Linked DNA regions of Mus musculus: region 1 is linked to region 2. Evidence: chromatin loops called from intact Hi-C (ENCODE). Cell type or tissue: heart. All regions are shown on one strand. Links, peaks and the distances in the headings refer to the core of each region. The heading gives the core; the rest is flanking DNA. Region 1 holds the start of Snx7 (sorting nexin 7). Region 2 overlaps Frrs1 (ferric-chelate reductase 1).

Region 1 (5,381 bases), core at 136-5,135, 970 kb before region 2:
AGCTAAAGGGATCTGCAACCCTATAGGTGGAACAACATTATGAACTAACCAGTACCCCGGAGCTCTTGACTCTAGCTGCATATGTATCAAAAGATGGCCTAGTTGGCCATCACTGGAAAGAGAGGCCCATTGGACACGCAAACTTTATATGCCCCAGTACAGGGGAATGCCAGGGCCAAAAAAAAAAAAAAAAAAAAAAAAATGGGAATGAGTGGGGAGGGAAGTGAGGGGGAGGGTATGGGGGACTTTTGGGATAGCATTGGAAATGTAATTGAGGAAAATATGTAATTAAAAAAAAAGAAAAGAAAAGAACTGCTGTACTAGAAGTGTTACCTCCAAGGAGGGTGCACCTTCATCACTCTCCTCAGGTTTGCCCCTCAGTGGGACTTTTTATCTTTTTCTTCACCATTCTAATTGCTATTAGCCTATTATGAAGACTAGCAATCATGCAAATATTCTGGGAAATAAAATGACAGGACAGAGTTTCATTATGGTACCACTACTCAAAGGTTTGGACCTTGTTAATTTAAAGGCTTTAGTACCAAATAAGAATTCCTCCATTGAAGAATCCTGCAACAGCCCCTTTTAATGGGAAGCAGAGATTTCAGGAGTCTAATAGAGCAGATAGCAGATACTGAGTGATGCACATACTGGACAGGCTTCTCAGAGGCGTTCCCCCTTTTCAGCTAACAACTCAAGTCCTGGGTATCTGAGGCACAGTGGACTTGTATTTTACATTAAGATGGGGTTGAGTATCAGATTTGCCTGTTGGAGACTGAGGAGTGAATTAATTATAGTAGAATTTTCCTATTTCCTCTTATTGTCCTCCCCTTCCCCCCTCCTTTCATCTTTGATGACAAGGATCAGTATGATTTTCTCTGCCTTGTGAAAATTCATGATACCAGATGACTTGAGTCAAGCATGGGGGATAAAGGAATAGAACAATGGGACCATTTTTAATGACAATTGTAGGGATGTTCTTTAAAAAAAAAAAAAGCATAATGCTGATATCAGGGACAAATCAGGGATATCCTTGTCCATAGCAACATGGGAAGGTGGTTTGGCTGTTCAAAACCAGACAATACTCCCCAATGTATTTACATTAATGCACAGGGCATGTTTTAGGCTGTGATTTGAGCTGTGTATCTGCCATTTTTTTCTATTGATCTTTCAGAGTCTCTTTTATTTATTTATTTATTTATTTATTTATTTATTTATTTATTTATTTTTTTATGCTGTCTGGGTAATTCTGTGAGTCACAGTATCATTAAGAGTTTCCTGGTTCAAAGTCTGCCAATTAGAAACTTCAGACGTCTCTCCATAGCGACAGTAAGATCAGAGAGGAAAACATAAATTGTTTTAATAACTTGCATCCTTTGTAGGGCTCAGCAAAGAGTCATTTTGAATGAGTATGTCTCATAATGCGCTTTACTAAGATATTTCATGGTTCTCAACCTAAAACCCATTATGGTTTGTTTACTAAGGAATGTAAGACACACAATCTGTATGATAAAACCAAAGGAGAAACTGGGACCAGACTGTCATTTCACAAGTCTTACTAAAATTGATGGGACTATAGATAATTCCTGGAAGACTGGCAGAACACAGTATTTTGAGGACACCAACCATAAGGCAAAGGAACATTTTGTACATTTAAGTAGCCGGTGACCAGGCTGGATGCTATGTGGGTCATATCCTGAAACACACTGGAGGTCCTTAAATAGTTAAAAGGGGATATATTGAGGAACTGTCTCAACCAGAAATAAAAATATTTAAATTGGGAAGCTTTTTATCTGTTTCCCCTCTCTGTTTTCTTTTTTCAACCTATGTTATAATTAGCTGGCCTCAAAGTGCAAGTCCTCTTGCCTCAGTCTACCCTGTGTTGAAATTACAGTCAAGCATTCCCATATTTGGCTCTTACAGGAATCTTCATTTAGAAATTTAAAGAGAGAGAGAGAGAGAGAAAGAGAGAGAGAAGACCAAAAGGAATAAATAATAAAAATGGAAGCTAGTTCTAACATATATCAATTAGTACTCAATTTTTCATTAACTTTGAATCTATAAAAACCAAGCAATGAACAACTAAATAGTTCCAGCTTTGCACTGGCTGTATGAAAAGGCATGCAAGATTGTTTCTTTCTCCTTGCAATACCCAGGGCTGCTGGCAGACCTTGGAGCTTGGAAACATTCTTGCACATTAACTTCAGGAAGAGTTCCAGGAGAAAGCTATGTTAGAAAGTAGCTGAAAATAATTGTTCAGCCTCAGCTTCCTTAACTCGACAGTAAAAGGACAACAAAATCCAATCGATGGGAAAAAACAAACAAACAAACAATTGAAAACCAGGAGGTTCAGATGTCTTTAATTTTTGCATTAGTCTCTGTAAAGACAGACTTGAGAATGGGAAAAAAAGTCACAACCTGGGAAAAGGGCACTTTTCAGAACAGGAAATCAAGCTGGGTCAGCTGGTTGTGTATATAGATCCTGCCACTTCACGCACAAACCTGGTGGCCCTTGGCTGTGTCAGGGCGAGAACACCACCTCCTGTCCTCTGTATCTCCATGGCCCACCCTGGCGGTGTTCCTAGAGTCAGAATTTAAAAGTCGGGCTGTAGATCTGAGCCAGGTTGTGGCTGGGCAGGCCCCACCGCTCTCCCGCCCCGGCCCGGCCCGGCGCCGCGGGCTCCCGCAGTTCCGCGTCTGCGCACGGCCGAGGGGCAGGAGCTGGGCTGGCCAGGGAGGCGCAGGGCGCCTCGGGAGCCAATGGGCGCGCGCGGGGGAGCCGGGCTGGCAGAGGCGGCCGGCTGGGCGCGCACTGCCGGGATGGACGGCGAGCGCCTGGCGTCGGGCTCCTCGGAGCTGGCGGTCGGGGAGAGCCCGCGGGGCGGCGCCCCGATCCCGAGTGGCAGCGGTTCCTGCAGCCTGCTGCAGGCCGATGTGCTGGATCTGGACGAGGACGAGGACGACCTGGAGGTGTTCAGTAAGGTGAGGGCAGGGGACGTGGCCATGGCCGTGGTGGCGGGGACTGCCTGTCCAGGGAAAGTTCCAGGGTGACTCAACTCTCCAATGGAGCTGGAGCTGGGGACAGTACCTCCAAGGCTGAACTAGTCGTTCCCTCCTCTTCACTTTTATCAGTGGCAGGGCCAAGGCTCATGGAGTCTGAAAAGTTCTGATTTTTTTTTTCTCTCTTCGTCTTTCCATTTTTCCTTGCTTGACAGCGACATTCCTCACCGTGTGCGGGTGGCCTGAAACTGCTTCTCCCTCCCCCCCCCCCAGCTCCTCCCCCTCCCCTAGGCTTCTTGACAATCCTAAAGTCCAGGAGAGCAATTGTGATTGCCTTAGTGCAGGGAGGTGGTTTTTGATTTACTGTTGTTATGTGTAAATGGGAGAGTTGAGTCACATTCTAAGAGAGTCTGGAAACCTGTGACCATTGGGTGTAGAAATCCTTTCAGGATTGAGAAAGCCTAGCCTCTACCACAGGCACAGCTGAAGACTTTAAATTGGGCAGTTATTCTGGTCCAACCCTCAGCTCCAGTCTGCATATTTCCTTCCCATTTGCCTTGGAAATCTAGCCTCAAAGGCGCTCCCTGGCTAGTGATATAATTAGACAGAAATGGACATACCGGCAGTAGTGGTAGACTTGATGCAAACTTGCCCTTCCTGAAAGTTGGAAACAACAACAAAAAAATACCTTTCTTTTGGCACAGTCCCAGTGTCACAGCAGTTTTTCAAAAGTGCTCAGTGGGAACATTGGATCAATGACTATTCAGTAGTGACATGTTGCCTTGAGATGTTACATGAGCCCACCAACTTAAAACTGTTAAACAGAAGTTAGCAAGTAACCAACACCCTTGGACTCCAGTGCGGAGCTCACAAACATCGTTTTGCACCCCTAGAGCATGTGAGATTGGACACCCAGTTGCATTCTAAGTAGATGGTATATCAGTTATGTGTGCTTAGTCTTTCTTTGTATTTGAATTATAAAACTGGGATTATTTCACATTTAGTTTCAATACTATCAAATTTTAATATCAATGTGTGTGTTTATGCACTCATACCTTTGCGTGCATACATACTCTCCTTTGTGCACAATTGGAGATCAGAGCTCAGCCACCATGTGGGGTCCAGGGGATTGAATCCAGGTCAACGGGTCCCATAGCAAGCACCTTACTGAGCCATCCAGAGTCCCAATACTGTTTTTTTTTTCTTTTCTTTTCTTCATTATACACACACTTTATGTTCAGATCAGTGTGAAACGTACAAACGTGAGAATGGAGTGTTGAGATTGGAAGTTGTCTATCAAAATAGTCTGGAATTGCTCTAAACTCTCCAGGTAGCCTCTTTTTTTCTAGGCTTTGTATCCCAGGACTCCCTTGGAAAATCCCCATCTTAGTGAAGCCCTGTGGTTAGAGATGCTTCTGAGGTGGCAGAGCTATTTATTTGCGTGGGTCCACGGGAATGTTGGGGATTGCTGAAGTTATAGATGTTCTCTGTGAGAAGGAAATGACGGATTGAAGCCAGAAGCCGTTTGAGAAGCACATTCTTCTGACATTGCGTAAAGCAGTATCAGAATAGGGGAAATCTCCGCAGGAATCCAGCCGTTCGCCGAGCTTTCTTTTTAAAGGTTATTATTGGAAGGCATACACTCCACAGACAGCTGTACTGGTGGTTTTGTATTCGTCTAAAAAAAAAAATATGGGTTTCCAGACCTTGTATGTTGCAGACATGCACAAATGCTCCCAGCCTTCTCGCTGCTGCTTAGCTTCTTGGGCTTGCTGCCTAGAGACCGTTAAGAACTATGCCCTTAGAAGTTGGAAAGGATGGGTGTAATACTGGTTAAAGTCTACAGAGAACACTATGCTGGAAACCTATTCAGTTACTCCCAGGCTCATTCCAAGTTGTTAAAACTTTCAACCATTAACCACCATTAGACAAGCAAAATGATGAAGGATTCCATTGGACCAATTCTTTCCATATTCCTTCCTCCTCTCCTCCTCTCAGGAGCTCTTCTACCATCCAGCCTACTCCAGGATGGAATCTGTCCAGGAGTTAGAAAGCCAACTCTCACTGCCCCATAGTGCTTTAAGATTGGTGACATTTACTTTGATAAGTCACTTTTTTTTTTCTGTAGACTATTTGTGAAGCCATTCTCTTTCAGATCACTCTAAAGAATAATCACTTTGACTGTTGAAAATATTTTCCTTCCATGGTATAGTCTACACACATGGCAAATACCTGTTCTTCTGTAAAAGGCTCTAAGTATTCTTGGGGAAAACATTCAGTATATATGTTTCTTCCTATCATACTCTCAAAACAAGATGCCAAAATGGACAGACACTAAGCAGCAAAATACCGCAGGGAGAATGGGAAGCAAAGCAACCTGG
Region 2 (5,381 bases), core at 330-5,329:
CGCTGTCCTTCCCACAGCCTCCTGGGCTGGTGCCGGATCCGGGAAGGATGAGTTATCATCTAACCTACAGCCCCAGATCCTCACACAAATTGAGTAGTACTAACAAGAGTGTGATTCACGTAGTCAATAAAGGTATAGGCCATCTGTGCCCTGGCTTGACCTCCGCAGACCAGAAGCTAACAAAACCAAAACAGACTCAGTTTCTGCATGCTAACTTAACCATGATTTTCCAGACTATTTCTTTTATCCTGTGAAAAATATATTAATCTCTATTCTGCAGAGTATCCCTTCTTTAAGAGAACATGATTTCACTGTTTTTGACAATATGCCTAGACACAGAAAAAAATCATTTAGTTTAACAATTGCTGTTTTTAAAAAAGTATATGAATACTTTTTTCAAAAAAAAAAAAAAACCTAGGTTGTTTATTACAAAAATGAGAAACACACGGAGCAGACGAGCCGTGACGTGTTCGTTCCTAAGGGAAACGGGCATGCTAAGATTAAGTGGCACGGGTTTCCTTGCACACTTTGATGGAGGAGTAAACCCGAGCAAATACCACTCCGTAAAAAAGATGCTGTGCAGGAACTCACAGCCGGTCAAAGCATCTGTGCAGTGATGAGTCACGAGTCCGGCATCTATATCACACCCTTTCCCAAAGCCCGGGGACCGCGTCAGAGGAGACGCAGAGCCTGTAAGAGCGCCAGAGGCTGGAAAGAAAGGCACAGGGTGGAAACTGTTTCGGGAGCTGGCAGGATCTCTTCACTGTGAGCTCACAGCCACTGTGGCTGCCTGCGTAACGCCTGGGCAAGGCCAAGCTAATCCACATTCTAGCGTGGAGTGGGAAGGGGTCTCTAACCCCACCCCTACCTGAGGACCTAAGGACAGTTGATGGCTTCTCATGGGAGTGAGTCCATTTTCTTTGGGAGGGTGTGGCTTGGAAAAAATTGACCTTGCTCCTTGGAGGACAGCCGGAAACCCAGAGAGTGTAGACAGCATAAATTGTTTTTAAAAAATAATGATAATATGGCATACAGTTTGGAATTAGGGAAGTTAGGGGAGGTGTGGGTGGAACTGAGGTGAATATGATCAAAATACATTATATGAAACTCTTTTTTCTCTTTATGGTTGTCTTTTTCCAAGACAGGGCTTCTGTGTGTAACAGCCCTGGCTGTCCTGAAACTCTCTTATAGACCAGATTGGCCTTGAACACACAGAGATCCTCCTGCCTCTGCCTCCCAAGATCTGGGATCCACACCCAGCTGTCCGTTATGTAAAATCCTTTTTCTTCAATTTAATTTATGTATTTACATCCCAAATGCTGCTCCCCCCCCCCAAGCCTCTCCTCACAGGGTTCCTCCTCTCATCCCATCTCCCCTTCACCTCTGAGAGGGTACACCTCCATCTTAAAGGACTAATAAAAAAAATTTTTCTTTTGAAAAATGCATTATATTGCCCTTGGCATCAGAAGTCCAGCAAGTTCACCTATCTGCAAACTGTACCTAAGCAAACCTTAACAAAAAAGGTGGAAACCCTTTCCTGAAAAGAACTTTTCCTTGTCTGTTATTGAACAGGACTGGTTAAGACATATGTTTTAGCCTTTAGTGGCTTACAATGGAAAACTGAAAGAAATTTTTTTCATATAGATTTAAATTGTTGCTGTGTCATTTCTCCAGTGTGAGGATGGAGGCATGGCTTCACACACTCTGCTCAAGCACGGTGCCACTGAGCCACATCTCCAGACCTTTTTCTTTTGAAATAAATTCATTCTCAAGGGATAGTATAAACCGTAATGTGCCATTCATTGACCATGAGCACAGGAAATTCCTACCTGAACCCTGTGCTATTTTTAGCTAAAATCTATGTAGAGAAAATCAGAACGTTTTCACTTTATTGGTTAGAAATAAAAGCATGGAGCTGGGGTCATTACTCAGAGATGAAGATGGGGTTCTGGGGCCAAGCAGAAATGATATCATCAGCTGAAAAAGTATCTGAAAAATAAAATATATTCTACCAATTATTTTGCTTGTTTCCTTTGCCTAAGAAAATTATCTTCATTTGCAGCAGGGTCAGAAGGATACAAAAGAAAATATCAAACAGTCATTATAAATAATCAAAGAAAACAAATAAAAGTTAAGTCAGAAAGTATTAACACCAGTCATTAAGTTTCTAGCACCTATTACAGAGAGAGAGAGAGAGAGAGAGAGAGAGAGAGAGAGAGGGAGAGGGAGAGGGAGAGGGAGAGGGAGAGGGAGAGGGAGGGAGGGAGGGAGGGAGAGAGAGAGAGAGAGAGAGAGAGAGAGAGAGAGAGAGAATTCAGAGCATATGATGTAAGGAAATAGTCCCATAATAAAAACACTTAGTGGCAACAGAACAAATGAGTCCTCCGGTATTACAGCGCCACCCACTGGCTGTAAGTCCTCACAGCAGAGATAGAAAATACGGAGTAGGAGGAAACACACGGCCTGTGCTGTCACTAGAGCACCAGGGATGTCTTCCAAAGGAACCCATCCATGTTAGTGTATCTTCAAGAGACAAGAACACTTGCTGGATCCGTTCACAAGGGTGAGGTTTAGCAACTGAGAGATTCGCAGCTTTGTTCTAGCTCCTATAAGGACTGATCTCACGGCTGAAACAGGACATAAGATGTCGTTTCAGCTCCACAAAGGAAAAATAAATGAGATCTCTAATCAGGGGCACCTACCTGCATTTAACTGCTAAAGGAAATATAGTATCCGTAATATAACTACATGTTAAGGAAATGCCCACTGAATAAATCAACAGCTACCTTTAGACAGAAATACTGAACACAAAGGAGAAAATCTCCTAACTGCTGGTCGGAAAACGTGTTTAGTTTTTTTTCTTGTAGGTTTTACTTGTTTGGTGTGTGTGTGTGTGTGTGTGTGTGTCTGTGTGTGTGTGTGTCTGTGTGTCTGTGTGTGTGTGCGCATAAAATCAAAATGTAGTAATTTTTTTTTAAACTCTAAGACAAAATCTTTTAAATAAACTAGTCAAACATAAATGTAGTCTTTAAAGTACCATAGCAGCATCGTCATGAAAATTACAGTTCCCTTAAAACCAGATATAGTGGTGCACACCTGTAAACCACCCAGGAAACAGAGGCAGGCAGATCAGAGGTTCAGGGTTATCTTTGGTTATACAACTGGTTAAAGGCCAGCCTGGGCTACACCAAACCTGTCTCATTCCCAAAGACACAATCTCCATTTATTCTTTCTTTTCTCTTTTTTCTTTCTTTCTTTCTTTCTTTCTTTCTTTTTTTTTTTTTTTTTTTTTTTTGCCTGAGATAATTGTCTTCATCTGCTATCCATTCCAGTTTACAGTTTTAAATCTGGCATGAGATGCTGAGAGTCATGTCATCTCAGGTACAATGTTCCCTTAGGGATGCAGAATTACACATAAAGGCCCAGGTTATTTAGCCCACTTGAATGTGAGCTGGGAAACCCAGACTTCAGCGTTCCTCGATAGCGATGCCCATGGGTCTTCGGACTTAGTAGGTGCTGCAGGTGGTCGGCACAAGCTTCAGGTCTCTCCTCATTTTAATGATCATCATGACCCAGGCCCACAAAAAATAAAAAATAAAAGTCTTTTTGTGCTCATATGTGGTTGATTGCAGATAAGAATATCGAGAGAAAAATCACATTCCCACATATGTAAACGGCCAACACCACCTTCTTAAAAACATGACCCTGAAATAAAAACTGAGATTTAGCCAAAAGCACCGTCACTAATGTCTGTGTCGATAAGCAAGAGAAGAGAATCTCACCTCTGCTTCTGCGACAGTCAGTGACTGAAGGATTTGAATCCTATCGTTGTCCAGTATTTCAACTGTCAAGAACAATGTGTGGTTATAAGAAAGGTGACATGCAAATAAACTTGTCACAAAAACAAGATTAAACCTGAGGCCTGTCACTCCCCAGTCTTGTAGGATATAGATTTGGCCATTTCAAGCTACTAAATGTTGCAAACTTTCTGAACCTTGGGGGCATGTGTGTGCATATGCACATGTGGGTGTGTAATGCGTGTATTTGCACTTGTGCCATGTGCGAGCTCACAGGCACACATGGGGACTCTGTCTTATTTCCTTCAGTCATGGACTCTCACTGAACTTCAAGCTGGGCTGGCAGCCAGACGATCCCAGCAACCTCCCTGAATCCCTTCCCACACAGCACAGGTTACTGACACGTATGGCCATGCCTGCCTCGTTATGTGGATGCTGGAGACTCAAACTCAGATCTTTGTGCTTGTACCACCCACCCCACCTCTCCAGCCTCGCAGCAGTGCTTCCCAAGCAGGCTACCTTTTCTAGAGAGACGGTAAGCATGTATCTCCAGAATGACCTCAGTCCCGATGTGCCAGACCACAAAGCCCATCATTGCGTAGGTCTTCTGTGGACTGGGAAGATTCAGTCCTGGCAAATCCATTCCTAGGAACATTGCTGCCACTGTGTAGAAAGAGAAATGCTCAAACTTAGTGCCCAGTAAAAGTAATAATTGTGTAATTACATCAATTAAAATACATTAAATAGCCAGGCAGTGGTGGCACGTGCCTTTAATCCCAGCTCTAGGGATGCATATGTATATATATACATATATATACTTATGTGTAAATTTACAAATAAAAATATTTAATGTTTAATATATATGTTTAATATGGACTATATGTGTATAATATATAGGTATATATAAGTATATATGTATATATTCATGTATATAAATGTGTATATACATATACATGTATATATTATGTTTAATATATGTCTTTAATCTATAATGTTTAATATATTTAATGTTTAATTTATGATATACATTAAACATTTATGAAAAAATAATCTTTAGGGCTAAGATTATTTGGTCTTTATTGTAAGACTTCAGAAGACAAAAGAGAACATTGTGTTCTATCAGTTGCTAAGAAAGCTCGCACAAGCTAAGGATTGTAGCTCAGGGGTCGAGCACTAGCCAGCTGGCGCAAAGCACTGGGTTCGATACCCAGCACCAATAACAACAACGGTACCTAACTAGCCTTTCCAGAAATGTGAGTCTGCAATAACGAAAAGGGAGCAATGAAAAAAAACTGGCTGCTGACCTCACCACTGGCCCCATGGGTCGTCCCACAAGCCACAGAAATGTACAGGTGATGGGTGTTTCCCCAGGGATCGAGTACAAGATGTGTGCCTGGTGGGGGCTTCTATACCCAGCTGTTTGGGAAGCTGAAGCAGGAGGACCACAAGTTCAAGGACTGTGTGAGCTACAGAGTAAGGTCAAGGCTAGACCTGACAAACCGGTGAGACCCTGTCTCAAAATAAAAACTATAAAGAGGCGTGGGGATGTAGTCTCTGGAACCACCAATCCTGCAAGAACAAACA

The links. A loop is a pair of places that touch in the nucleus more often than their neighbours do. Peaks named below come from ENCODE experiments on the same cell type or tissue, not always from the same donor. Only the 100,000 strongest peaks of a DNase experiment are listed, where the experiment ranks them.
Region 1: it touches region 2 in a loop (3-fold over the local background); 2 of 42 quality-filtered maps call a loop at or near these places.

Annotation. Positions count from the first base shown.
Region 1 is chr3:117,866,345-117,871,725 of GRCm38, reverse strand. It overlaps Snx7 (sorting nexin 7), which reads left to right and starts at 2,790. Exons shown (of 9, transcript NM_029655.3): 1 at 2,790-2,982. The coding sequence starts at 2,821. In heart, for the core only: a CTCF peak has its summit at 2,864; a DNase peak (open chromatin) is centred at 2,755; H3K4me3 peaks cover 1,937 bases; H3K27ac peaks cover 1,531 bases.
Region 2 is chr3:116,901,393-116,906,773 of GRCm38, reverse strand. Frrs1 (ferric-chelate reductase 1) reads right to left here. Exons shown (of 17, transcript NM_009146.3): 15 at 4,317-4,460; 16 at 3,783-3,844; 17 at 3,024-3,705. The coding sequence ends at 3,613. Among named protein-coding and RNA genes, the nearest start is that of Frrs1, 42 kb to the right of the region's middle. In heart, for the core only: a CTCF peak has its summit at 2,428 (motif pointing left); a DNase peak (open chromatin) is centred at 763.